3 separate regions of the Mus musculus genome follow, and all the other regions are linked to region 2. The links are chromatin loops, found by intact Hi-C in ENCODE. Cell type or tissue: left cerebral cortex. All regions are shown on one strand.

What was found. A loop is a pair of places that touch in the nucleus more often than their neighbours do. Peaks named below come from ENCODE experiments on the same cell type or tissue, not always from the same donor. Only the 100,000 strongest peaks of a DNase experiment are listed, where the experiment ranks them.
Region 1: a loop joins it to region 2, with 5 times the contacts of the local background. A loop is called at or near these places in 41 of 42 quality-filtered maps.
Region 3: it touches region 2 in a loop (2.7-fold over the local background); 2 of 42 quality-filtered maps call a loop at or near these places.

What each region holds. Positions count from the first base shown.
Region 1 is chr5:105,395,633-105,403,632 of GRCm38, reverse strand. It overlaps Gm26519 (predicted gene, 26519), which reads right to left and starts at 2,407. Exons shown (of 3, transcript NR_166586.1): 1 at 2,006-2,407; 2 at 1,528-1,816. In left cerebral cortex, a CTCF peak has its summit at 3,473 (motif pointing left); DNase peaks (open chromatin) are centred at 3,059 and 3,458; H3K4me3 peaks cover 642 bases; H3K27ac peaks cover 1,035 bases.
Region 2 is chr5:105,865,470-105,873,469 of GRCm38, reverse strand. No RefSeq gene overlaps it. Among named protein-coding and RNA genes, the nearest start is that of Zfp326, 7.1 kb to the left of the region's middle. In left cerebral cortex, a CTCF peak has its summit at 4,622 (motif pointing right); DNase peaks (open chromatin) are centred at 335 and 4,634; H3K4me3 peaks cover 206 bases.
Region 3 is chr5:105,747,772-105,755,771 of GRCm38, reverse strand. The region is part of intron 2 of Lrrc8d (leucine rich repeat containing 8D); the gene reads right to left. Among named protein-coding and RNA genes, the nearest start is that of Gm42166, 47 kb to the right of the region's middle. In left cerebral cortex, no CTCF peak of the experiment used is centred here; a DNase peak (open chromatin) is centred at 4,699; H3K27ac peaks cover 232 bases.

The DNA.
Region 1 (8,000 bases), 470 kb after region 2:
AGCACACCCTTACAAACATGCACAGAAATATATGTCCACACAGAGACTCACACAAACAAGTATGCATACACACAAGCACACACAGAAAAATATGCACACATATAGGGACATGACACATGTCTACACACAAATGCACACAATATGCACACAGATGTACACTCATGCATGTCGTGCATACATATATACATACACACACACATACACATGAGTATGCATATGTGCATACATAGGTACACATATACATCATCGTATGTCCCAGGAAGCTGTCCCTTGAAAGTGAAAATGGAATGGCCTTATAGCTCTGAATAAGTGAAATTCATTTTAGTTTTGTTAGTACTTATCTTTCATATGACAGATGATATGAAGCACTTCTTTTCCAAGCCCATTGGCATTGATAAATAGATACATAATTATTGGCTTAGAAAGAAGCGAAGATATCACCAACCACCCCCTTTAGGGGAATTATTTATATGAGAGCTAGAAACCAAGAATTATAGAATAGAGTTAATACTGATTATTTAGTTCATGCAAGGGCAATTCATAGAATGCTTTCTAATTATAAACTATTTAAGTATACATATTTATGTGTGTTGGGGGTGCCAGTGCATTCACATGGGTGTCAGTGGATAACCTGCAGGGAGTTGGTCCCTCTACTCCTTCATGTGGGTCACAGGGACCAAACTCGGGTCATCAGGCTGACCTTCACCCACTGAGCCCTCTAACTGGCCTAATAAATAGATTTAAACATTGAATTTGTGCATTAACTTAGAGCTAAGACAGTCACCATCACATCTACCAAGAGTTATCTAAATGGGACACTTCAGGGGTCATCTGTTTTGACTGAGTGCTAAATTTGGGTCATTTTTTTCTTTTTGGTAGTGTTATCATTTGGGTGGGGAACGTCCGCCGTGGGCTCATGTGTTTGAACTCTGTTCCTCTAGTGGTGGCACTGGTCCAGATGGTTATGGAACCGTTCGGAACCATGACTTGAGGCAGGTCGGCCATTGTTCTTTACTAGATAGCAGAGTCCTATTTCCTGTCTGTTCTCTCTTTGCTGACTATAAAAGCAATTTTCATATGTGTGTCTATGTGTATGTGTGTATATGTGTGTGCATATGTGTTTGTGTGTGTGGTGCATGTGTAGGTATGATGTGCACATATGTGTTTGTGTGTATATGTATGTGTGTGGTATGTATGTGTGTGTGGTGTGTGTGCATGTGTTTGTGTGTATGTATATGTGATTATATATACATATATATATACATATACATATATATATATATACATATATATATATAGTGTGTGTGTGTGTGTGTGTGTGTGTGTGGTGTGTGTATGTGTGTGTGTGCGTGCACTTGCACACATTTCTTGGAGCCTGTGTGGAGGTCAGAGGTCTTTTAGTTGTTTCTCTTCTACTTGTTGATGTGAGCTGCTCAAAGTGACTCCATTTTATTCTAGTTTCGGCTAACTTCTGGCTGAAAAGCTTCCCAGTGCCCTCCCACTCCCCAACCCCCCCCCCCCACTAACCACATCCTGGTGGCAGAACGGTCTCATGCAGTCACACCTGCAGCTTCCGGTCTCATGCAGTCACACCTGCAGCTTCCGGTCTCATGCAGTCACACCTGCAGCTTCCGGTCTCATGCAGTCACACCTGCAGCTTCCGGTCTCATGCAGTCACACCTGCAGCTTCCGGTCTCATGCAGTCACACCTGCAGCTTCCGGTCTCATGCAGTCACACCTGCAGCTTCCGGTCTCATGCAGTCACACCTGCAGCTTCCGGTCTCATGCAGTCACACCTGCAGCTTCCGGAGGTCCACTGTTTTACAACACAAAACCAATTTGTTTTAATCAGATGAACTGAAACTTTCAAAACTTCTGCCCCCCACCCCCGGCCCACACCTGGGGTGATGTGATTGTGGGGTTTGGCTTAATAAACCCTACTCTGCTTCTGAGAGTCCTGTCTGTCTTGAGCCCACTGTTTTGAACAAAGGACTCTTAATCTGACCTGCAATGAGTGGTGTTCTCCTGGGTCTTCGGGGCACAGCAGAGGAAGGTCTCTGTTTCAGTTCCTTCTATGTTGCTGTCATCAAAAGCAGGATCAAAAGCAAATTGGGGAGAAAGCTTATTTTAGTTCATAGGTTCATTATCTTGGAAGGCAGGGCAGGAACCTGGAGGCAGGAACTGAGGCAGAAACCACAGAGGAGTGCTGCTTACTGACCTGCTCAGCCTGATTTCTAATAGAACCTTGGACCACCGCTAAGGAGTGGCAGCATCCGCTGTGGCCCCTATCCCATTAACAGTCAAGAGGATGCCTCATGGGCTTGCTCAGAGGGCAGCCAGATTGGTGTAATTTCCCAGTGAGGTGGCCTCCTAGTTTGTGTCAGCTTGACAAAAACTAACCAGTGTAGTCTTCTCCCCCCACCCCCTCACCCGCCCCACTGTGCAGCCTATTCCAGGCTGGCTTGGCCCCTGATCTTTTAGGCCAGTCTCCGGTCTCCGCCTCTCATCTTTCTGTGAGAGATTCAATACAGCAAGAACTTTATACCCACTGAGCCATTGCTCCAATCATCTCTGTGCTTCTTAGAATAAAAAACTGATTTTGGCAGCTTTAAAACTGGTATGAGAAAAGCACATGATTCTAGAAGAAAACAATGCATATTGTTTTGAGAAGAAACACTGGCCTGTTATGCTGCAGCTGTTGCGATGAAGTTATTTCTCCAGATAGCTGGCTTTAAGGCAAAAACAATTTAGACCCTTTTAAATTGAGGGCTTAGTCTTTTGGAAAACTAAAGATTCACTGGGTACAAAGAAAATGATTTATTGTACCAATTATAGCCTACTGGCATATGAAATGCTCGTTTTATGAGCCGGCCCTGCCAAATGTCCGGTTATTTCAGCCACTAAAGTCTATTTTTATGGAAATAGATGTCTGCTCTCATTGGTGCCGCCCCTGGCAATACAGATGGGCTATTTGTCGCTCTGTTCCAGCCTGTAGAAAGCCTGGTTTGATGTTTGAGTTGGATCTGAACCAACTAGCTTGTGATGGATGCCGGCATCTACTTGATCCTCCCTCGTGATCTTCAGCGTTCAGGTCTGCTCTAAGCACGCATACAACGCTGGTCCCTGAAAGCACGGGCTTTCCCATCATGGCCTTGGGCATTTTAAGAACTGCAATGTGAGCTAGCACGGTTGACTGCTTTCAAATACTTCCCAAATGTCATCAGCGTAAATAATCTTTTGTCTCTTATTTATGAAAGGACCACTGAGCTCATAATCAGAGGTCCTTTATGACGCAGTTGTTTTCTGATATGTAATGAATGAATGTAGCCATTCTCTCAGGATGGGGTGAGGGCAATTTTGAAAACATGTTTCTGAATCGATTTCGTTTCACACTAACTTTCTCTTAAGGTCTGACCGCCTCTTGTTTCTCTCCGAGTTTCATTTGTTTTTATAAAGCGCCCTCTTGTGGTTTGAGTGAGAATGGCCGGGGCTCTTAGGTTGGAATACTTGGTCTCTAGTTGGTAGTCGCAAATAACATTGCTATCAAGGCATCACTAGGATTCATTTGTTTCTTGCTTTCCTTAAAAAATATTTTAGATTTATGCCTGTGAGTGTTTTGCTTGCATCTATTATGGGTACCCTGTGTGTGCAGTGCCAGAAGAGGGCGTCAGAGCCTCTGCACCTGGAGTTAAAGATGGTTGTGAACTACCATGTGGATGCTGGAAGCTAGACCTAGGTAAGTCCTCTGCAAGAGCAGTCATTTTTAGTCCCATTTCTTCCTTTCCTTTATTTATCTAACAGATGTCTGTTGACTGCCTGCCATGTGTAAGGGTCTGCCAGGAGCTAGGCACAGGGCACTTAAATGTAAATGACCTAGAGAGAGCATGTATTTGTTTTCTTTGGGGTCATACGATGGCTCTTCATGCCCCCATCATAGTGGTACCACTGTGAAATATTTGCCAAGCCTTCACGTAGTGCTAGGCACTGAGATACTAATCGTTATTTGACTATGAATTTTTCATGATCCTACTTGTGCACGAAGGCACTGGTATGTAAGCACCCATTAAGAGATCTGCCCCCATACAGCTAGCTAACTCTCATTGTTTACACATCTAATACAGCTTTATAAGATTTTAAGTTTCAAAAGGGCCTTGCCTCGGTGTGGCTCAACCTGCTTCCTCTGACAAAATGGTTGAATTTCTCAAAGTCAATGCAGAGCCAAGCTTCTGTGGACCTTTGTTTGTTTGGACTTAGCACGACACACTCTGGTTTCTCAGCAGGTAATGGAGAACCCTCCTGCAGAAGGCTAAGCTACTCACCAGGCAGATCTGGACTCTCCAGGACAGTTTTAGCTCTTGCTCATCTAGGACATAAGTCCAGTCTCTTCTTTCTCCCCAGTGTTTTGGCAGCCTCTGTGTCTCTTGCCAAGTCAGTGTATTCCCTTTACAGTCTCTTGTTTGCACTGTAGCTCTCCCGGCTGGTGTGTCTGCAGATGTGAAGTCTCGAATGGAGTCTCCGTCTTCCCTTCTCCACTTAGTGGTTTATATGTTTCTCAGTGTCATTTCTGGATACGCTTGATGCTTTTCCCCCTCTTGAATGTGCAGACGTTAAATCAGCAGATGTACCAGAAGTTGCTACACGGCTTTGTCAAGCTTTTTCTCTGTCACTTATAGGCAGTTAATATTGGGAAAGTTGTATTAGCTGTATATATCTTAAGTTCCTAACTCAAAAAAAAAAAAAAAAAAAAAAGCAAAATGCCTCTCTTAAGAGGGTGCTGGAAGAATCAAATAAAATAATACAACACTTCCCATGGTAAGACATTGATAACAGTTGGCTTATTATTCCTGGATTGGTAGAGAATGTTAATAACTTCCATCGGCATGTGTTTGTGAGAGGTGGTAGGACCTGCCAGGACCCCATGGGAGAGCTGGAGGGGGGAGGAAGGATAGGGCTCAGGATGGCAGGTGAGCTTATATCTGATACCTGGAGGTCCAAGCAGGAAGTGTGGAAACAGAATTGTTGCTGAGTTCTTGCACTTGGTTAAAATATGAGGCTAAAGAAGTGGGGAAGATTTGTCAAGGCATAAGAAGGCTCATTTTCTTAGAGTGATGTCTGTGTCAGTCCCTCCTCCCCGTCTTCAGAAATGACCACCAAACTGTCCTGGGAAGAAATGGCACCAAGAACTGAAGGATGAGGAGAAACCACGGGAGCAGATGCCACAATTAGGTCATGTGGTGAAGGGCCAGAAGTCAGCGTTGGGATCAGCCCAGAGCAGAGCAGAGAGTGTGAGCCCTGGGCTTGTGGAGTTGGGCTGTGGGCCTGGTTGTGGGGCAGCTGCTGTGAGCAGGGAAGCTATGGAGAACCTGGCTAAGTTGTAAGGCCCTTATAATCAATGAGAACTTAGCTGTGTGTAATCAGATCTCTTATGGGGCTGCCTAATGCACACTACACTCTGCTAATGCTGTCTGTCAGTGTGGCACAGATAACGAGAAATAGATCTGAGGGCGATTTTTAGAGGAAAGGCTTTGCGGCTACAATTCATAGTCATTTTCCTTCGTGATAGAAATGGAATGTTTCATTTACAATCTTGTTTTTATTCACATGGGTAGTCTGAATAATGCTTTCATTAATGTAAATATGTATGGTGTATTTAATACTTATGGTTGGAGAAATGATAGGGAAAACCCCCACAAGTTAAGTTTTGCATCTTGCTGTCAGTATAAATTGTATTTAGAAGGACGGACATTGGTCTGTGGGATTAAACCCCAAGGGAACTTCACCGTACAAGAGCCCATGGTTGTTTTAGGTTGCAAGGCAGAGTTGATTTAGGAATTAGTGTCTTATCTAAATTTTTTATTTTTCCTAAAGGTAGGACTTTCTCTTCCTCTCTTCTCCTTCCCTAGCTGCCCTTAGTTGCATGGCAGGGAAGGACTGTGGGCTACTCCTCACACCTAACTATTCACCTCTCTCCAAAGTTCATAAATGACTGGCACTTCATGTTCTTGCTGGGCCTGGCTGATAGCCAGGGGTGTCTGGCTATCCCAGGCTATGGAGGCTCCCTGGCTAGTCCTTTTCACCTCTTCTCCTCTAATGTGGCATGCTCCTCACTCTTGACTGCTGCCACTCTCCCTTGGCGTCTGGATTTCTGGATTCTGTTGGAATCTTCTTTCCCTCTCACCCAAAGCCTTAGTTGATCTTGAAGGACCTCTGCATGTCAGCCCAAGTACATTGATTCTTGCTATCTCTCTCTTTCTCTATGTAACATCATTATCTATCTATCTATCTATCTATCTATCTATCTATCTATCTATCTATCTATCTATCTACCTTTATATCTACCTATATCCATCAATTTATTTACTGGTATGGTCTCTTTATGTATTTCAGGCTAACCTCAGACTTGTGATTCTCCTGACTCATCTTCCTGGGTGCTGGGATCACTGGTGTGCAGCACTATGCTTGGCAACCATTTTACTTTTAGAATTATTGGATCTGGGGCTGGTGTGATGGCTCAGTGGGTAAAAGCCCTTGCTGCCAACCCTGACAACCTGAGTTGAATCCAGGGTACCCACAAGTGGAGGAAGAGAACAACTCCGTAGAACTAACTTCACCACATTGTTCTCTTGTGTGCACACAGAGGCACATAAAAGAGTAAAGCACTCACTGGATCTTTAGTTTTGGAGAATAAGCACACACACAATTTTCTTTGTATTTCTTGTGTCTAACTAACTTAGTGTGTCTAATTCTGGGACAGTTGAACAAATGTTTGCCAAACTAAACAGAAACAGAGAGAGTTCTTGGACTCTGTAATGTCTTAGGAATATAGTCTTTTTCCCTGGCTTGTTATCACTAAAAGATAAAACGTCATTATAACTACTCAAAAAGCCAAAAACTAACTAGTGACTGTGATTTAAGAACCACTCAGGAAACCAAGTGGCACGAGTCCTTTATCTTGTCACACCAGTCTCTGGAAATACCAAGATCAGAATGACTTAGGGGCACATTTGTCCTCATAGTGATCAGGGGGTGACATTTGCCCACGTTGTAGCTCTTCAAAGGTCTTCATTTAATAAATGCATATACGAAGAAAATGCACTGCTGACCATGACTTATGTGCCTGCCTTTCAATCCCAGGATTCAGAGGTAGAGGCAGGAGGATAATTAGCCCACCACCAGCCTGAGTTACATAGTGAGATTTGGATTCAAAAATAAAGAAAAAATGTCAAGCCAAGGGGGAACTCAAAAAAATACTTTAAACATTATTTTCTTATGTGTATAGGTGTTCTGGCTATATGCACACCACATGTATGCCTGGTGCTCATGGAAGCCAGAGGAGGGTTTCAGATCCTCTGGAACTCGAGTTATAAATGGTTGTGAACCACTGTGTGGGTACTGGGGATTGAACCAGGGTCTTCTGGAAGAGTGCCAGTGCTCTCAACTGCTGAGCCCGTCTCTAGCCTCCACTAAGAGAACGTTTGGATTACTCCTTTTGTTTTGTTAGCATAAAAGGTCACAGTGTAATAGCAGTGGTGTTGGAAAAAGCCTGCAGTCTGGCCTGTTTTGGTGACAGCTTTCTCTTAACACCCGATGAAGAGAGTGGCCCTATCTGTTGTTCCTTCATGCACCTATACACTGCCCATTTACTTCCACACACACCTGTGTACTGCTCACCCTGGGGCTGATGTGTGAGCCTGCATCAACGTTCCCCTCACCTGAGGCTGTGTGCAAGCATCTTAAGACTAACAAGCTTCCATTGCTTCACATCGTCCATAGGCTAGGAATCTAGGAGATGCTTCTCCGAGGGGCTGTGGCTCAAGCTTGCTCTGTGGCTTCCGTTGAGAGGTGTCTGGCGAGGGCTGGATTCTCCAAGCCACTACTGGGTGGCTAAGGCTGCAGACTGGGGGCTCTGCTCCCTCTTTAGGGCACCCCCGCAGGTTGCTAAGGGTGCTGTTTTCTCCAGAGCAGGGATATAGGACGAAGTCAGCATGTTCTCAGGGCAG
Region 2 (8,000 bases):
TCCCCCCCTCCACCTTGCCTTCCCTCCCCTGGAAGAAAAAATGGCCAAGCAAGTTGCTGCTAACTCAGAAGAAACCTAGTCTCAAAGATGTACTGAGAGCCAGCACACACACACACACACACACACACACACACACCTCTTCCCCCAACCTTCCTCCTTCCCAAACAGGAAGCATTCTTAGAAGTCTGCATACAGAGCCACCCTGTGTCTCAGTTACTTTTCTATTGCCATGAAGAGACACCACGACCACGGCAACTTATTTTTAAAAGGATTTAATTGAGGGCTGAGTCCACAGCCGTCACCGTGGAAGCCTGGCAGCGGGCAGGGAGGTAAGTCCACAGCCATCACCGTGGGAGCCTGGCAGCGGGCAGGGAGATAAGATACTGGAGGAGTAGCTGGGGACTTACATGTGATCTGTAAGCAGGAGGCAGAGAGACTGCACCTGCCCTGAGTTTGAGGAATCTCAAAGCCCAGGTCCACACCTCCTCTAACAAGGCCACATCTCACAATTCTTCCTAAACAGCCCAACTGGGAACCAAACACTCAAACATGAGCCTACAGGGTTGCATAATAAGTCATCAGCACGCCCCACATGAATTTACTTAACAAACTCTGAGTACCAAGCACCGACGTGTTATCACTGGCCTCCCAGACTCTAGCTGGGTTCATCTTTGTCAGGCTCAGCTTGGTACCCTGAGGGCCCAACCCTCTGTACATAAAGCCATGTGTTATTTCATCTTCTGTATTTCTTACAGCAGACAACAGGTTAATGAATCACAGACAAACAAGTCTATTAAAAGTTTAATGAGAGACGGGGGCTGGACATTTTATGTGCGGAGGTCAGAGGATGCAGGATTGAAGTCAGGCACAGGCTACAGGGACAAGAAGGAAAGGGAGGTTATACCTAGGACCTGTTCTTAAGGGAGTTACATCAGAGAAGCTACGACCTTGAACCCAAGAAGAGTTAGGTGTGTGAACTCACTAATGACCCAGAGTCCTTTCTTCCTCAGCCCCTAACCCTCCACCCACCTCCACACCATCAGCATGAGATATCTGCCACGCCCATAAACACACCAGCACTTTCACACGACCACAATTTCCATTGACTTTTCTGCGCTTCCTCTCTTCCGTCTCTGTCTTCAAGTTCGCTATGAATATCACCTAAGTGTCTAAGGTCTTCATCTGAACCCCAACGTATGCAAACACATCCGCAGTTTCAGGGCAGGATTTTTGTCACCACTTATGAATGAGTTTATTATAGTTTTGCCTAACACCTTGTTCCTACTTTTTTTTCTTAGGTTGCTGTGACTGATGGTTTGTATATACTTGGTCCAGGGAGTGGCACTATTAGGAGGTGTGGCCTTGTTAGAGTAGGTGTGTCACTGCAGGTGTGGGCTTTGAGACCCTCATCCTAGCTGCCTGGAAGCCAGTATTCTATGTGCTAGCAGCCTTCAGATGAAGATGTAGAACTCTCAGCTCCTCCTGCACCATGCCTGCCTGGATGCTGCCATGCTCTGGCCTTCATGATAATGGACTGAACCTCTGAACCTGTAAGCCAGCCCAAATTAAATGTTGTCCTTTATAAGACTTGCATTGGTCATGGTGACTGTTCACAGCAGTAAAACCCTAACTAAGACAATTGCCTAGCTGTCACTGTGAATGCTGAGGGGGAAGGAACATTCACCAGGAGCATTAGCTGCCTACAAAGAATGGAGGGCATTGCATCCCCAACACTAGTGTTGCAGACAGTTGCTGTTTGGAATGAAACCTGGGTCCTTTGGAAGAGCAGTAAGCACTCTTAACTGCTGATTCATCTCTCCAGCCAAACTGGAATGCCCTTTATACCTAAGACTCACTTGAAGTTTCTCCCTGATTTTAATTCAGGACTTTAAAAGAATGAAGGCATCTCCAAAAGATGAAAGGAATAATAGTAAAATAATAATTTTTGTTACGACCTAAATGCTAGTGAGTATTCAAAGCACTTTGCATATGTTACCTACATGGGATATGTGTCCTTCCATCACCCTCAGTTTGTGCATGAGGTAACCCTACTTGCACAGGATGCCCAGCTAACAAAGCATAAAGAGTCAGACTGTCAGCCTGGCCCTAGAGCCCAAGCCTGTGTGTCTGGCATACTAGTAAAGTGCCTACTGTGTGCTACTGAGCAGCTGTCTTATGCCAGGAAGTTTTTTAATAAACCTCTGCAATTAAAATACAATTGCATCATCTCCCCATTTTTTTTCATCTCTCCAACCTTCCCGTGTACAGCTCCTTGCTGCCTCTGATGTCACGACCTCCTCCCCTGGGGAAACTGATTTTCCTGACTCTCAGCACTCCTGTGGATGGGGCCCTGTGAGATCTCCTCCCCCAATGACGACATGTCTGTTAGTCTTCTACTTCTTCAGGTCTTGTTGAGGCACCGTGGGTGACGCTTCCCTGCCACTCCCAGGAGACACAATCTTATAGCAGCTTTCCTGGTCTTCTGGCTCTCACAATCCTTCCACCCTCACCTTCCAAAATGTCCCCTGAGCTTTAGATACAGGAATTACATTATAGATTTGTCAGTGGAATTGGAAACCCCACAATCGCTTGTCCTCTGCATTTGACCCGATGTGTGTTTCTGAACTGATCTCCGGGAGCAGAGTAAGCAACTTTGACGTAGGGTGTAGTGCCAAGGTGTTGGATCCTCCATAGGGTGTAGTGCCAAGGAGGTGTTGGATCCTCCATAGGGTGTAGTGCCAAGGAGGTGTTTGATCCTCCAAAAGAACAGACAGGAGCCAATCTCACAGCAGGGTCTTTATTCTACTCAAGCTAGCTCTGACCCCCGCAATGCACGGCCATCACGCAGGATGGTTTTGGTGATAGGAGAACCTTGAATATCCATCGGGGCAAGGCTTTATTAGTAAGCAGCAAGAGGGGCTGGTGGGGGAAGCAGTGAGTGTGCAAGTATCTAACTGTGGCCTTTAACATAATTGCCTGGTGCTGGGAGTCATATCATAAACTTAGTTCCTGCTTCTCTCTGCATTTGGTGGTTTTTAGCCAGGATTGTAAATAGAGGTGCAAGTTTGTTGGGGGAATAACCTAGTTGGGGGAGATGCTAGTATTGTTGGGGATTAGCCTAGAGACTGGAGCTAGGCTCAGGTTTTCTTGGAGGGGGGCAACTTGGAATCTAGTGCTAGGTACCAGTCTGTTAGTTTACCTGCGTTCAAACTTAGGTCAGGTTCTCTAAAACGGGGTCTGAACTCAAAAGATTTGGCCTCTCAGGATAGCACCTATCTGCAGTTATAAGGATACGTGTGTAGAATGCGGTTAGAAATTACACCGGTTTAAAATGGTGAAATGGGTGGTGGTAATAGACTCCTCTAAGATCCATGACCTCACTAGCCCCAGGTGGTTGGCGAGGTCTCCCACACCTACCACGGTTTCCCTCCTACCGAGTGGACCAATTACACTGAAGAGTCCAAATAGACCGGTGGTGGTTACTGCCAAGATACCAATGCCACCGTTGCAGCCTCAACGTGCCTGGCCATCGCTGTACATCACCAACATCACTGGTGTTGCAGCTGGGTAGGAGTATTGGTGGCTTCCCTCCCTTGAAAATGTGCCTAGCAGGGCTGGAGAGATGGCTCAGCAGTTAAGAGCAGTGACTGCTCTTCCAGAGGTCCTGAGTTCAATTCCCAGCAACCACATGGTGGCTCACAGTCATCTGTAGTGGGATCCAATGCTCTCTTCTGGAGTGTCTGACAGCTACAGTGTACTCATATAGATGAGTTTTGTTTTTTTTAAAGAAATAAAGTGTGCACAGCAAAGATGGCCTCAAATTGGGGTCCCTACCTGGGGTACAGATTATATATGAGCACTTTTCTGGGAAATATCGTTTGCTTTTCTCTAGGGGATCAGCTAAAACTGTGTCATCTGATCATTTTTGTCTCTTGTATTTTAGCAAAGCAAACATAGATATTTGTTAAAGTTAAGTAATAAAACCCCAGAGAGTGGGAAAGTCTTCCAAGATACTCTCATTTTTGCCTTTCTAACGTGTGATGATCTATCATAGATTTCTACCAGGTAAATTGGGAGCAAATTAGCTAGGACGTCTGCAACTGCAGTGATTGTGAGGATAGACTAGGCTCGGGGCTAAATATGGTTTTACAGTTGAGAGCACCTGCTGTATAATCTTAAGGACAAGAGTTCGGATCCCAGAGCCCAGGTCAAAATCCGAGCAAACCACTCCAGCTCTGAGGGGTCTGAATGTCCCCTTCTGGCCTCTTCTCAGACACACACCAATAAGCAAAATTGGAAAACTAAAGACTAGATGAGGCTCTCCAACTAATCAACTTATTTGCTGTCCTATCCAAGTCTTGTTAAGGAGGTCACCCCCTTGCTGTGGCTGTACCCTTGGAAGTGAACATTGCCTCCTGCTGTCTCCAGCTCCACAGCGATACATTTGGCTTGAGAGATCGTTTAATATGTTTGTTGAATGAATAGGAAAGGGACCCAGGACAGGTTTCTATATCCATACAGTCGTCATTATACATTCAGGCCACACTTAGAAATATAAGAACAGGCACAGCACCTAATAGAAAGAACTTTCCTACAAGGAACAGGAAAAGGCACTACCCTGGAATGGCCAGCAGAGGGCACCACACACCAGATGTAGTGAACGTTGGCTCTGTGTTTTGGAGCACAGGTTCCTGCAAATCAGAGGAAAGTTAATAGAACACCCACCAAGGTAGAGAATGGCTCAGTAGGGCTTTCTCTTCTGTGGGGCTGTGTTCCCACACAGCAGCCCTTCTCTTCAATAGGGCTGTGTTCTCACACCAGCCTCTCTCTTTGAGATATAAAGGTTCCTGATGCCTCCTTTCGTCAGATGCTATTTTTTAGAGCTTATTAAGAAAAGACCGCAACACTACAAACTATATTAAAGTGGTAAGTCTGAAGTTCAGGATATGAAACTGCACATGGGTTTTCATAATTACTTGTTAACAAAACATTTGATAGCCCAAAGCACAGAACAAGACAGAAGGATCCAATGCGTGACTAACGGTCGCTCTTGTACTGGCTTTTCATACGCTCGTGCACGCTGCGCACACTTACTGTACACTAAGACAGAGTATACACGCATTTGACATGGCATGCAGTGTTTATGCATACCAGCATGTGTCTCTGCGAATGCAATGGCAGGAGGTTCTTGGCTAGTTACGTAGTCGGAGCTGCTCTGGATTCTCCTAGTGCATTTTTAGAAGTGTCAGTGCTCCCTGTCTCTCCAGGGACTCTGGCCTGGTGATAAACCTAAAACTGTCACCAGTATTTAGCTGTTGGAAGAAATGTTATTTTGTGTTTCAGTAGCTTGTACTTGAGAAAATGTCAAGTCCGGAAAAAGGAAACTTTGTAGAGATTGACTAAGCACACGTGACCCACTGGGTTTAGTGTTGGTAAACTACAGCAAGCCCAGGAGTCAAGACTGGTACGGACACGCGCCTCCAGCAGCTCTGAAGACTGGCTCTGTGCCAGTATTTTTTTCTAACTGCCCTGAAGCCCTTGGGATGTAATTAGCAAGGACAGTAAAGGGCTTTTAAATGTGAAATATGTTGTGTAAATGCTAAGCCCAGGAACCACACAAAGGATTTGCATTTCTTGGCCATATTTCTCAACCAGAGACAACTTGATGCATCTTGTAGTCAGTTTCTCTTTTGCAACCTAAATCTCTCCAACCTTTCGTCTGGGGAAAACAAAAGGAGGAATTTTTAATGGCGTTCCTACAAATCAAAGACCTAAATTACCTCTTTCATGACTTCAGGAGTGGAGTTCCTGCTTCAATGAAATGCCGGGTTTCACTGTGGGTTTTTTGGATGAAGGCCAGGCAGTCCTCCGACTCCTTGGAGGCAGGTGTTGGCCAGAAGAGGGACAGACTAGGTGCTCCAGGAGAAAACCAGACACCAATCTACTCTACTTTTTGTTGTTTTGCTTTTGTTTTTGAGATCTTTTTATCTTTACTTTTAAAAATATTATTATCATCATAGTCTATATCAAGGCCCATAGCAATAGTAACAAGGTCTTTCTTTCTCTCTTTCTTCCTTTCTTTCTTCCTTCCTTTCTTTCTTTCTTTCTTTCTTTCTTTCTTTCTTTCTTTCTTTCTTTCTTTCTTTCTTTCTTTTCTGAGACAGGCTTTCTCTGTATTTCCGTGGCTGTCCTGAAATTCACTCTGTAGACCAGGCTGGCCTTAAACTCAGAGATCCACCTGCCTGGGCCTCCTGAGTGCTGGGATCAAAGGTGTGTGCCACCATGCCAGGAGCAGGTTTCTTTTTTGTTTGTTTGGGTTGTTGTTGTTTGAGACACGGTTTCTCTGTGTAGCCCTGGCTGCCCTGGAACTCACTCTGTAGCCCAGGCTGGCCTCTAACTCAGAAATCCACTGCCTCTGCCTCCCAAGTGCTGGGATTAAAGGCGTGTGCCACCACTGCCCGTCAGGTTTCTTTTTAAAGCGTAGTATTAAATATTAAATGCGCCGAAGCTTGACCGGAACTCAGTTTTCTAAGAGGAGGGTTCTTCTAGAATTCTTCCTCTTGCTTCAGCAAAGAAGTTGGTTTTAAAGGCGCTTGGGAAATTCCTCTCCACCCCCTCCGATGGGAGCGCTTAGAGCGAGGGGTTCGGTAGAGCCGCCTTCAAAGCCATAGTGGGATTCCTGACAGTTGGGGACTCCATGGAATTGGGCTAAAGCTGCTGCCACCACCCGGACACGGAAAATCTAATGAGACTGGAACCATATGTCAAAGTTTCCAGGAAAGAAGCGCTCAGGAACCTGAGCAGCATGAAGGCCGGCTCCAGGGTCTGTACCACAGCTAGCTGAGGAAACGCTCGCCCATCTGACCCACCGTGGTGGCCTCGACAAGGTCCTCGGCAGTAGTAACATACATGGCGGGTACTGCACCACTCAAGCCCCAGGAGCATGCCTGCTCTTGTCTGCTAATTCTTAGGAGGGGCAAACCGGCCCACTTTGCCACAGTGAAGGCAGAAATGCACGTGATGGAGAGGTAGAGGAGCCGTGGCTGTGGGGAGCCGGAAGGGGGAATAAAGCCAGGAGACGAAACTCCTATAACCAGTAGAGCGACTCCATGACTCTTCCATTTTATATGTTACAAAACTGTTGTCATATTGACAATGCTTCAATCTTGACTCATAGTCGGGGCCCCTTGGACCACAGCTAAGAAGCTCCCCTGAATGGATGTTGCGTGTGATGAAATGAATCCTGGAAAGACTTCATACATAGCACCCTATACTCTGCTCAGAGCCAGTAAGACCTGGGTCAGGGCTCTCGCCATCTTTATACTGACTGTTGACAGCTTATTTTTTCCCTTCTTGGATTTGTGGACATCAGTATTTACAGAGGTTTTACATATATGGCTGTGTGCATGTGCACACACCTGAATATGCTCTTTTTTGAAAGACCTGCATTGCATTTTTGACAGACTTCTGTAGATTTCACGTTAAGAAAACAATAATCCAGCTGGGCAGGGTGGTGCACATCTTTAATCCCAGTACTGGGAGGCAGAGGCAGGTGGATCTCCAAATTGGAGGCCAGATTGGTCTACAGAGTTAGTTCTAGGGTAGATAGCCAGGGCTACACACAGAGAAACTTGTTTCAAAAAACTGAAAGGAAAATACAATGCTTGTGAAAGATGCTTACCATCCTTAGTTGTGGAGATCAAATTAAAACTATACTAGCATATTACCATGATGTAATAGATGACTGAAATTAGACACAGAGACTATGTGGCACTCTCAGTACAGATGGTGGGAATATAAAATGATACAACCACTATGAAAAACAATTTGGCTTTTACTTACCATGCTGGTTAGGTTTTTGTTTTGTTTTGTTTTGTTTTTTGTTTTTTTGTTTTGTTGGGCTTTGTCAACTTGACACAAGCCAGGGTCTTCTGCTAAGAGGAAACTTCAGTTGGGAAAATGCCTCCATTAGAATTGGCTGCTAGGTAAGTCTGTGAGCC
Region 3 (8,000 bases), 120 kb after region 2:
GGCGGTCCTCCTACAATGTGTACCCAGGGCTACAAAGGAGTAGGCTCCTGAAGATGACAGGTTAGCGAACCCCTTCTCCTCAACTCGTGGCCTGCCAAAGGTCAGTTCCCGCACCTGTGGTGGCCTTTCCCCTCTCCAACAGCACTGTCACGGGACATTTGTTTTCATTTTCATGGTTTTAAATTACTGTTTGCACTTACTCTGATTTTTCCAATGTTTTTAAATACACTAAGATCTCATTTATTCCTTCTTCTTGCATATACTTATTCTCTGGGTGTGTGTGCTCGTGCATGTACTCAGTGCTTGTCACAACATGACTGAGGGCATGAGGTCAGAGGGCAACTTACAGTAGTAGGTTCTCGGCTTTCACAATGTAGACCACACACACACACACACACACACACACACACACACACACACACACACAATCTCTTGAGGGAGATGGAACTTAAGATACAAGGAAGAAAAGGGAGAAAGCTAGGTTAACGTGAAAGAGTGGAGGGAGGGCAGAGGCACAGACTGGAAGAGCCTAGGTAGGATCTGTAAGGTTTCAGGTGAGCGTGTGTGTGTGTGTGTGTGTGTGTGTGTGTGTGTGTGTGTGTGTGTGTGTGTATCTGTGTGTGTGTCTGTCTGTGTGTGTGTGTGTGTGTGTGTGGCGGGGGAGGGGCAACAGCTTCAGACTGGAGACACAGGCAGGGACTTCCTCAGACAAGGCCTCGTGTGAGGACACTGTTTTCTTAAGAAATCTGAGGGCAAAGATAAACACTGAGGGCTCGGGCAGGTGGCTGCCTATCAGCTCCAGTGTCTGTAGGGCACTGGAGGTCAGAGACACGGAGACCATCGGCATAGGGACCACAGCTCCGGGAGGACTTGATGGGGGCCTTAAATGGAGTCAGCACATGAGGAACATCCAAGGATATCGGATGGAGCTTAAAACTTCCATGACTGGGGAAAAGGCTTCCTCCGTAAAGTGCTCCAGACCTGAACTGTATCCTCAGAGCAACATAAAAAGGCTTGGGCTTGCTTCATCCTAGCACTAGGGAGAAGGACACAGACAGATCCTTGGTACTCACAGGCCATCAGCCTACCTGCTTGGGAAGCTCCAAGCCAGTGAGAGATTCTGTCTCAAAAACCAAGGTGAAGTACATTTGAAGACACACACATGTAGACATCTGCCTACGACATGTACACACACACACACACACACACACACACACACACACACACACACATGTATGCTCATATACTCAGTTTAAAATGAGACTTGGGGCAGACTCCTGGCAGGTGGGGTTTAAATGGGAAGCAGCTCTTACGGAAACGTCCTCTGCAGTGGGAGAACTGCAGATCCTTGTAAGCCACCTGCACTCAAAGGCTGCTTTGTGCAAGTTATTTGGAGAAGAAAAAAAAAAAAGAGTATTTTTGTTTTCCTTGCAATTTCATACCTCTGCAACTATTATGAACGGGGTTTTAAAAATCAAAAATACTACTGACTTGCATAATCACACCCAGAGGCGGCAATATTCAAAACAAGTCTGTGTTCTTTCTGGAAAGTCCTGGTTCAAAGACAAAAAAACAGAACAGAAGAATCTTTTGATCCTCATGTATTGACATGTGGCTCCAACACAAACCCAGGCTTTCAGACCTTTCTTTGATGGGACAACGGGAAGAACTGAAGGCAGTTAACTCAAGAGGCTTTGTCTCCAAAAAACAGAGAATTAAATACCAAACAAGCTGGGGGGCTCAAGTTCAAGGCGGCGTGCACCTGGCAGAATTGAACCCTGAATAAAACCTCTCTATGCAAAATTACAGTTTTCTAAGAAGAAACGACCCTGAAAAATTTTTCCCATGACCCATCCCCTCAAGAACATTTTTTTTAATATTTCAAAAATTCGCAGAAACCGGAACAAAGCAGTTTTAAAATCTCAAAGGGTCAGAGCTGGCTGGGATTGGTTTAAGAATGCATAATACATGAAAGACACCGAGGCTCTCTTCATAAACACAGCATCTTCATACCAAAGTGCAGAAAAACAAGGGGAAAAAATTAAACTAACACAGACCCCAGAAAACATCACATGAACAGAGATTCATGTCTGGCCTGGTCTGTAACAGACATTTCTCAAATGGACAGGCTTAGTCTTCGTGGGCTAAGTAAAAGAAGAAGAGAAAGGAAATAGGGTCATTCTAAAAACCAATAGCAGCGAGAGACAGGAGACCTTCAATAATAATCCAGGTATCCAGATTACAAATTAGGCAGGCAGGCAGGCAAGAGCCCCGGAGGCTATTCTCGCCCTCGGCACCCCCCACACACATACATACACCTATTTACACACTGCACCCTGCGATGCAATTTCTCTCAATTGCTTCATCTCCTATATTTTCATTAAATGAGTATTTATTATGTTGCTGCAAAAAAGAACCAAATGAAAATTCTTATTTTGAAACAGCAAACTTTTATGAAAACCAAAAAGAAACATGGCTTCAAATATGTCACCCATGAAATCATAGGAAAAAAACAGCTTAGCCAGTAGAAGGCAGGAGTAGGAAGGCTGGCTCCAGGACCTTCCAGGCCACACCCGCTTCCTCATGACAGACAGTAAAGACTGTTAAAGAGGGCAGAAATTACAAGGGGGCTCAGGCTCTAGAACTCTTTCGGGATCTCCTCCAGTTGGAGCAACAAGTTGCTACAATGTACCTGTTAGTTTGCTTCCTTCTGGGTTTCTGAATCGACCCCACCATGCGGTTAGGTGAGTGAATGTAAGGGCCACAAGAAATTTGGCTTTAGCAATGACAGAAAATTCAAAAAAAAAAAAAAGTATCCATTCCTGTGACGGTTTCGGTGGATCTGAACGTGCCCATTTTGTACTGCATTTGCAGTACATAGGCTGTCTGTCACACTGTGCAAGGCCAGCAACCACTGACTGAAACGCCCCTCAGCGGCTGTCATGTTATGAACTGCAGTGTCTCTACTGTGCACACATGGAGCTGTCTGCCCTTACAGAGACAATGCTGGAGGCACAGAAGCCAGCTGGGACTTCTCGTATTTCCTACCATCACTCAGCATGTATCACCCTCATCTATCTTTGAATGTTATCCTGTTAGAATGTTAGGTTTTAAAAATGGCTGTTCCCGCCGGGCGGTGGTGGCGCACACCTTTAATCCCAGTACTTGGGAGGCAGAGGCAGGCGGATTTCTTTTTTTTTTTTTTAATTTTTATTTTTTTAAAGATTTATTTATTTATTATATGTAAGTGCATTGTAGCTGTCTTCAGACATTCCAGAAGAGGGAGTCAGATCTCCTTACGGATGGTTGTGAGCCACCATGTGGTTGCTGGGATTTGAACTCTGGACCTTCGGAAGAGCAGTCGGGTGCTCTTACCCACTGAGCCATCTCACCAGCCCCAGGTGGATTTCTGAGTTTGAGGCCAGCCTGTTCTACAAAGTGAGTTCCAGGACAGCCAGGGCTACACAGAGGAACCCTGTCTCGAAAAACAAAACAAAAACAAAACAAAACAAAATAAAAATGGCTGTTTCCAGCTTGAGTTTTATTAAGACCGTCACGTGGATTTTCGTTTGGAATTAGGACAGAATATCCAAGAATCTCTGAAATGTCCTTAAGCAACACTGTCACTTTGAGGTACATATTCTTGAAAAGCAAGTATTAATCTCAAAATAGTAACAGACTGTGGAAAAAAGCATTCAGGGAAAGGGGTGCAGGATCAGAAACTTCAGCATCCCAAAGCCATGTGGAAGGGGTAACTGCACAGAGCTTTATAGATCCGCCAAAGGCACCCGCACTTTCCCCGTTCATCAGAAGGGCTAAGGCTTAGGGGTCCGTTTCCTTTCTCTCTGTTCCTCACCTGCCTTCCCGCAGAAGATCATCTGTGGCGGATGAGGTTCTCCAATGTAACTTCAAAAGGAAAAATGAGGAGTATTGAAAGAATTTCAAAGAAAATCTAATCGAACAACTGTAAACAAACTGCTATGGGTAGAGGAGGGCAGACACCTTTAACCCCTAAGAGGCAGGTGGGTTTCTGAATTTGAGGCTAGCCTGGTCTACAGAGTAAGACTGTATCTCAAAAGTAAAAGCCAAATAACTGGAGTTGTCCAGCAAAGTAAGGAAAGCGTTCTGGAGTTGGGAACTCACAGGGAAAGGAGAGGGAGGGGAGGCTAGCTTGTCTGTCAATCATTTCACGAGGGAGGGACAGACAAGCTAGAGCCAAATCTGTGTTAATCTTTTAAGTTTTGCTGGGCAGTGGTGGCGCACGCCTTTAATCCCAGCACTTGGGAGGCAGAGGCAGATGGATTTCTGAATTCGAGGCCAGCCTGGTCTACAGAGTGAGTTCCAGGACAGCCAAGGCTACAGAGAGAAACCCTGTCTCGAAAAAACAAACAAACAAATAAAACCAAAGGAAAAAAATCTTTTAAGTTTTACCATAAAAGCTTTAATTCATAATGTTTCTGACTAAAGAGAGATTAAAGGAGGCAGAGGTTCTGATGTCTTCTAGAAAAGCTTAAATTGCACGTTTCTGGTGGGGTATAGGCCTGCCTGAAGCACCGCGTCTGTAAGTTTGACTGCCCACCATCAGTGCACAAATGGAAAGTTTGGCTAATGAGTGACCCCAATGTGCTGGGCTCGTCCACAAAGCAAGACTAAAACTTGGGAGACTATATATTTAGAAGCTGTAAAACGTCTGCTCTTCCAAATACACGAATTATGAGTTAACACTGAAAATGGCAAAGAAGTCTAATTCTGAAACTACCTAAAATATCTTATTTTATTGCGCTGGATGTGAATGAAGTTTTTATAAAAAGAATATTAAAGTCACTATTCTGGATACAATCTGGAGGACCTGCCACCCTTCCGCCGAGGTCATCTCAGTCATTTCAGAATTTCTCACTCTGGTTTTCACAATGTGCTATTCCACTTACATCTAGGGCTCACACTGGGCGAATGTGGCAATTTGGACCACAAGATGTCTTCCTTCAAAGAGCAAAGGATTAGAACAGGCAGGGAGGCAACCATGAGGTAGCCCATGAAAGACTACTCTGAAATGAGCGCCTGCCAATCTTCTCCCCAGAGTGGTCATTAAAGCATTACCTTCGCATATACAAAAGCAAAGCCATCAAGCTCTTGCTCTTTGGTTGTGAGAGCTCTCTGCAGATTATTCTCTTCCTCTGCATTTAACATAACAACAGGTCATTTTCCCCTCACTCACAGCCCATCACAGCTGCAAACAGCAGGTTAAAAACAGGGGAGAAACCAATGACAGCACAGCCTCACAGCCCCAAAGGTAAACTGAGGCAGGAGCAAGGCCTAGAACCCTCTCCCGTATCCCTCTGGTAATTCAACCCTCCCACAAATGCTATCTCTATTCAGGACCGAGTATGAAAACGAAGTCAAATTCACTCCCCTTACCCTCAATATCTACCGAATGGTATGAGAGGATTTTATTACAAATAACAAAACCTCGTTAACATTTCAATATTCTCTTGAAGTATCCCAAGGGCTCATATACCTGTAAAACATCTGCTGTAAAGTATTTTACTGGAAAATGGTGCCATTTTGCTCACAATCCCTTGAATAGCAATTATCCATATATGTAAGCCCAGGCTATAGGTATAGTATGTAGCTGTCTGTCACGGATGAGGCCTTAGAGTCAATCTGCAATACTTCAAAAACAGTAACAATGGCAGTAAACGGAGACCATCAATCTATTGGTATTACACCATGCTAACTTCCCCAAACCTGAGTTTGGATTTGTCTTCTATTAGGAACCCAAATAAATCCAGAAGGGAGAATAAACACACACACAATGGCAGCCATCATGATTTTCTCAAATATTTTTATTTTCCTACTATCTAGACAGCCTTATATTAGTCATTACCAGCCATGCCTTTCACAGGTGATGCCCCCAAACCTGACTCCTTCAGCAGGTTCATGTCCCACCAACCCAAGAGCTGCACATTTATAAACAAAACTAAACAGTTAGACATTGTATGTGAAAGGTTACGTTTTTAAGGCAGCAAACGTTATCATTCTCGGCTCTCATTATTTTTCAAAAGACGGGAAAGAGTCACAAGGCAGTTCTGTGCCATTCTGAGAGAGAGAGGGAGAGAGGGAGGTAGAGGGAGAGAGGGAGAGACAGAGACAGACAGACAGACAGACAGACAGATCTGCGAAGAGTGCACAGATTCCCACAGCCTACTGGGCTCCTTCTCACTATATAGACTGAGAAGGAACAGGAGTGATAACAACGAGAGGCAACCAACTCTGTCATCTTCCTGTCCAGAAAGTGGAGGTGGCCTGAGACCCTGTGCGCACCCCACATGCCAAAGGCAGGGCGTATATTTAGAGCCAAGCAGAGTCTCAGTTTACTTGATTCTGGTTTACCTCGTCTTCTCAAAGTGAAATGAATCTGGTTCATTCTGGTAATAAATGTGACACTGATTATGTCTAAAACTCCGATAATACAGGAAGCTTTTTTTTTTTTTTTTTTTTTTAAAGCAGAAGTCTAGAGGGCTAGAGAGATGGCTCCGGTTGTTCAGAGAGGAGATTTCTCTTGCCAAGGAACAGGGTTCAGTTCCCAGCACCCATGTTGGGCAACACCTGCAACTTCAGAGCCTGGGGATGTGACATCTCTGGTCTTCCAGGGCATCAGCATTCACATGCATATATATATATGAGATATATTTTTATATATTATAATATACTTATATACAATATACCATGTATTATTATGCAATATATAATATGTATTATATAATATGATATACGTGTATGTATGTGTGTATATATACATATATATATATATATACACACATACATAAAATTAAAAGTGAAAATAAATCTAAGAACTATCTATCATCTTACCACCAAGCAACAATATTCTTACTATATTCATGGACAGCTTTTTAATTTTATTCTATGCATTATCACATATGTAATTGTCTTTATGTATTTATGCATTCTATGTATATGAGTGTTCTACTTTCAGAAGAGGGAATCAGATTCCATTACAGGTAGCTGTGAGCCACCATGTGGTTGCTGGTCAACTCAGGTCCTCTGGAAGAGCAGTCAGTGCTCTTAATCACTGAGACAGCTCTCCAGCCCCCAATTTTATTTTATTTTATTTTATTTATTTATTTTAAAGCAGAAGTTAGTCAGGCGGTGGTGACACGTGCCTTTAATCCCAGCACTCGGGAAGCAGAAGAATCTATGAGTTTAAGGCTAGCCTGGTCTACAGAGTGAGTTCTAGGACAGCCAGGGCTACAAGGAGAAACCCTGTCTCAAAAAACAAACAAAGCAGAAGTTGATGGCCAGCAAGATGGTGCAGTAGGGACAGCACTTGCTACATGAGCCTGATGACCTGAGTTTGCGCTGCAGAACTTGTGTGAAGGTCTAAGAAGAGAACCGACTCTAAATGATCACCCTGACTCTCATCCATGCACCGGGGCATACATGTGTGCATATGCACTTGTGCGCAATGAGAGTACCCTGTGAGAATGAGCATGCGTATGTGACATGAGTGAAAGACCCTAATGCATTAAACCAATCAACAGAAGAGACTTCCACCAGTCAGGCTGAGGGGAATGGCAAGGCCTGCTCCAACTACAGATGTTGACGGTTTTCAGAGAAGTACCAACCCTCCTCCTCCTCCTCCTCCTCCAGGAGGACTAAAGCTTAAGACTGCTCCTCTCCAGGGACCCTCTGGAGATGAGCTAACCTCATCCTCCTTCAGCTTATATTAACAACTACTGAGTTTCTGGGCTGCTAATGAATCTCCATCAAGAACGCAGGGCCCGCCAGATCCCAGCTTTTCTGTACATGTGTGTGTCCGTCATTCCCTGGTCCCAGTCAGGTCAATCCTAAAGCTGTGCATGTCCCTGATAATAATGAGGAGGAGGAGGGGAGGAAGTAGGGGAGGAAGAAGAGGAAGAGGAAGAGGAAGAGGGAGAATTATTATTATTATTATCATTAAGGTGGTGGCGTCAGTTATAAAC